Linked DNA regions of Homo sapiens: region 1 is linked to region 2. Evidence: chromatin loops called from intact Hi-C (ENCODE). Cell type or tissue: B cell. All regions are shown on one strand.

Region 1 (2,500 bases), 54 kb before region 2:
TACCAGGTTATGGAGAGTTCAAAAATCAGGTTTTCAATCAGCAATTCCTAATTCAACTTCTGCTCTCTACAGGCTAACACACACTAATGAGGAACATTGCTTCTTTACAAACCAGAACAGCAACATGCAGAGTAATCAGTTTAGCCCTGCACCCTCCAGCCAGAATGCCTCCAACTGGCTCGCTACAGATGCACCTGGCTGGATGTTAAATTGTTGAAGGAAGAAGCCATTGGTTGGAAACTCTGTGTTGGCTTTATAGTGGAGCAGCAGAGTGAAAAAATTAATAAATACATAAAAACCAAAAACAGAACTGGGAAACAGTTTTGGTGCCAGCCAGTCTGGCTGAGAAGAACCAGCCTCCACTTGATCATGCCTGCTGCCATGCCTACCTTCCTTTGGTCTCTGACCTCTCCAGCAACATGCACGGAAGGGCACCTGCTCTATGGGGCATGGCATTGACCTTCTTCCTCTCACTCAATCATCCCAGCCAGCCTATAAAGTAGGTAGAGCGACAGCTTCACTTTGCAGGTGAAGAAACTGAGGCACAGACACCTTAAGTAATGTGCCATAGGACACCAGTGTTTTACTGGCACCAAAGCCTATTCTCTCAACTGCTGGGCAACACTATCTATGTTTCAACTCTTCTTTTTTTTAATTGACTCTCACATCTCTCCATGCTGACCGTTGGCCTAATCCCCATGTATAATTCAGTAAAGGTAAATGTTCTACAAGGAGCCAAACACTGTGTTTAAAATATACGCTTCCCAATTTTGTTTAATCCAAGTTTGAAATGTAGTCTTCTTAGAAGAAAGAGACTTTCATGCAATCCTCCATGAGTGTAAACTTTGTGTTCATAGCAGAACATTTGATGAGAATCAGATCAAAGGTGTTTCTGGCTGTATCCTGAGTACAGTATTCTACATACAGTATTCTGTTTTGCTGGTTGGGAGCAGATTAATCATCTAGGAGAGGTTGAGTTGACAGAAATGGACAGATCGCAGGATGGAGAGCCTGCCCTTCCCAGCTCCGCAGGCCAGGGGGAAACCCCTGACACGTGGGGGCTAGGCAGAATGACTTACTGAACAAACACACCATGAGCTGAGTGCCCAGCCAACCAGATAAAAACATCCTTCACCAGGAAATTGAGGTATCAGGCCTCAGTGGCTTTTCAGGGTGTGGATTCCTTTAAGGGCAACCTTGTTCTCAAGAGTTCATTGTTTTGGTTCCTGCTAAACTCCCTGAAGGTAGTTTGCAGATAACCCCAGAAATGGGCAGGAGGGCCTGCCAGCAGCATGGGGCAGGCTTGTTTCTTTCTGAGGAGCCCAGGCCCCATGCCCTTCAGCATCACTCAAGACCACAAGGTCCCCACTCCCTGATGGAATAGCCACCCCCACCTGGCCTGGCCAGCTCCTGGCCACTCCTTTACTGCTGTCTAAATCTCAGAGTCCATCAGTGTGGAACATGTCAGATTCAGAGTTGCTCAGATATTTCCCCAGAGCTTGTATAGCACCAGGACCACCCATTGTCTGCCCTCATCATCCCAACTTGGCAACCTACCCCGCCCTTCTTACATTTCCCTCATTGGTCCTTGCACATTTCAGCTTTGCAGCCAGGCTCAGCCATTTAACCTTATTTCTGGGAATTTCAGAGTGAGCACTGGGTAGGCCTGGAACCTAAATCCCATGGCTTCCATAGGCAAACGTGTCTCTTTTGTCTGTCACCAGATCAAAGAAAGGGGGAAAGGGAAGGGTTTGGTTGGAGGTGGGGGAACAGTATTCTTTCATTCATAGGCAGAGACTGGCTTGTGTAAAAGTTTCAGGTTACATGAAATCTAAGCAGTATTGAAAGAATCCTGATGACTTCATCTCCAAATGCCTTGAATAGCCTTCCTCAACATCCTGCTGGGGCCACCCTGGGGTCGGGGACTTGCAGGCTTTTTAAACACATGGGCTTTGCCAGCTGCACAGGGTTTAGGGGACTGTTTGCAGCTTGGATGTATGTAGCTCTTTGTCGAGGGAGGCAGACCATTTCTAACCATACCTGGCCCTGCACCCTCCCAGGCTGTTCCACCTGCTTCAGGCCCTTTCCCTGCTCCTGACTCCCAGAGCAACGTCACGCCACACCTCAGGGGCCAACTCGAAGGCCGCACACCGGGCACACACCTTCCCCAACGCTGCTGCTCTGAGCTGGCACAGGGGCGTCCCCACATCCTGCCAGTGGCCCTTTAGGCCTTGCCTTGTAGGAATTGCAGGAGGCCTCAGACAATCGCCCCAGGATGACAGAGCCCTTGAGAACAGTGTCAGCGTCAGACTTGCCCTGTATCCTCCTCATGCATGGCCAGTGGGAGACTCCAGTAGACACCGGAGGGGTGGACTCAGGAAAGCATGAACGAATGGCCGAAGGATGACAAAGTCTCACTCCTCTAGGGGTATGGCAATTTCCACACAGCTTTCACACCCAGTATGCCAGCGGTTCCCAACCATTTTGGCACCTGGAACCA
Region 2 (2,500 bases):
TGTTTTCCAAATATCACTGTGAGAGGCAAGGAAAAGGAACTCTCAGTGTGGCCAAAAGGCATGAAGAGGCATCTCACCAAAGAGGACATACAGGTGCCAAATAAGCAAATGAAAAGGCATCAGTGGGGCCTTTAAGGAAGTGGAAGATCAGATCACATGAGATATTGCTGCTCACCTATCTTCATGGCTAACATGAAAAACAGGACCCACACCACACGCGGGTGAGGCTGCGGAGACACTGGCTCCCTCAAACATTGCTAGAACGTGGTGCAGCCCCTCTGGGATTTTCTTTTTACCAACATGAATCTTTTTAGCTTTCATTCAATTACACAAAGCTCCCCAAATAGTAGGTCATTCAGCCTTGCCTATAACCAGAGCTTTTGTAGACTTGAGAACACTAACAAAAAAAATTCCCATACCATCCAGGCCAGTCTTGCTCTAACAGTGTGGTTTGATGAATCTGGGTCAGGCCTGGGCACTGAGCTCACCACCGACACTGCGGGGGACTCTAAAGCACAGCCAGGCCGGGCGCGGTGGCTCACGCCTGTAATCCCAGCACTTTGGGAGGCCGAGATGGGTGGATCACTTGAGGTCAGGAGTTCAAAACCAGCCTGGCCAACAAGGTGAAACCCCGACTCTACTAAAAATAGAAAAAAAATTAGCCAGGCATGGTGATGGGGGCCTGTAATCCCAGCTACTTGGGAGGCTGAGGCAGGAGAATTGCTTGAACCTGGGAAGCGGAGGTTGCAGTGAGCAGAGACGGCACCACTGCACTCCAGCTTGGGAGACTCCGTCTCAAAAAAATAAATAAATAAATAAATAAATAAATAAATAAAAATAAAGCGCAGCCAGAACTGGGATCCATAGATCTCAGCAGCTGAGCTTGATGCACACCCCGAGGGACCAAGTGCTGTCCCTTCGTTCTCTCCCCGACCCCCAGGCTGTGTGCTCCCTGGACTCTGTGCCCAGCCCCGGGGGGTTAGGCGGGTTCCCAAATGCCATGGCTCAACCTTCCACGTATGCCTATGTGTTCTGATGCTTAGAAGGCCCTGGCCTCCAATCTGGCAGACTCCGGCCTATCTACCCCTTCGGAGCCCCCCCAGAGCCCTCCCCTCACTCCACCGCCGTGCATGCCGTTTTGAATTCTAGTTGCCTATGGAAACCTCTCTTCTGCACTAGACCCTAAAGGGCAGGGTCCACATCTGACTCCTCCCGTGCCCCCAACCTCTGGTACACAGAAGATGCTCAATAATGTCTGTAAGCTAAGCCCTTAGTAAGCCTGGTGAGGAGAGTGTTCATGTAAGCCCCATTTTGTAGAAGAGAGGACACGTAGATGGGTGAAGCCTGGGTTCCTGAGGAAGACGTTGGATTTTCCTCATTCCTAGGCAATGCATGCCTGTTGTGGAAAACTCAAAAAATATACTCAAGGAAGTTAAAAAATGTAAGCCCTACACAATCCCACCATCACCGCCAATGGGCTGCTGTTGTAACTTTCCAGATGCTGTGCTGTGACAGCCTTGAATTTGCATATTGCTAAAAGGAAGTGTCAAGTTTAGGCTAAGAAACAAATGAATGTCAAAAGTGGAAGCACAGAGCTTGAAGTTCAAGGTCAGCAGAGTCTCGCTGCAGGTGTCATCTGTGGGGAGCGAAGGCGTCTGGACCCAGCTGTGAATCCTGCTCAGTGCCCGCCTGGGCTGTACCTGCTTTGCAAACTGGCGCTCTCATATGCATGTTAACAAGCACACTGGGGCCCTCCCTGTTTTTACATATTTGTTTTTTTGTTTGTTTTGTTTTTTGGTTTTTTTTTTTTTTTTTTTTGAGGTAGAGTCTCACTCTGTCACCCAAGGTGGAGTGCAGTAGCGCGATCTCAGCTCACTGCAACCTCCACCTCCTGGGTTTAAGCATTTTCCCCTGCCTTGTGCCTCCCGAGTAGCTGGGATTACAGGCATGAACCACCACACCTGGCTAATTTTTTTGTATTTTTAGTAGGGACGGGGTTTCACCATGTTGGCCAGGCTGGTCTCAAACTCCTGACCTCAGGCAATCCACCTGCCTCGGCCTCCCAAAGTGCTGGGATTACAGGTGTGAGCCACCACACCCAGTCTTGTTTTTACATATTAAAAATACCCAATCTGGGCCTGGCCTGGTGTAAAAAAAAAAAAAAAAAAAAAAAAAGGATCTTTCCTGAGAACTTGTATTACTTCAGTATCACCCAGTCTCTGCCCACAGCCTCAGGGGAGAAGCTTTGAGCACAGGTTTTACAGAGCGTGAGAGACCCTTGGGCCTGGGAGAGCCTTGGGAAAGGAACATAAACTTGAAGGGAAAAAAGCAAGGCTCAGAAGTCAACACAAAGTGTGATAGCATTTCTAGAAAGTCCCACATAAGCCTGACTAAGCAATTTATTGTTTGGGGATACACGCATGTTACAACTTTTTTTTTTTTTTGAGAAAAGATCTCACTTTGTTGCCCAGGCTGGAGTACAGTGGCGAGATCATGGCTC

Evidence for each region. Hi-C counts contacts between places; a loop is a spot of excess contacts. Peaks named below come from ENCODE experiments on the same cell type or tissue, not always from the same donor. Only the 100,000 strongest peaks of a DNase experiment are listed, where the experiment ranks them.
Region 1: it touches region 2 in a loop (7-fold over the local background); 4 of 110 quality-filtered maps call a loop at or near these places.

What each region holds. Positions count from the first base shown.
Region 1 is chr7:47,724,161-47,726,660 of GRCh38, reverse strand. No RefSeq gene overlaps it. Among named protein-coding and RNA genes, the nearest start is that of LINC00525, 36 kb to the left of the region's middle. RefSeq lists an enhancer at 1,743-2,500. In B cell, no CTCF peak of the experiment used is centred here; DNase peaks (open chromatin) are centred at 228, 1,130 and 1,893; H3K4me3 peaks cover 797 bases; H3K27ac peaks cover 1,581 bases.
Region 2 is chr7:47,670,025-47,672,524 of GRCh38, reverse strand. No RefSeq gene overlaps it. Among named protein-coding and RNA genes, the nearest start is that of LINC02902, 16 kb to the right of the region's middle. RefSeq lists an enhancer at 1-331. In B cell, no CTCF peak of the experiment used is centred here; DNase peaks (open chromatin) are centred at 84, 1,544 and 2,314; H3K4me3 peaks cover 370 bases; H3K27ac peaks cover 2,453 bases.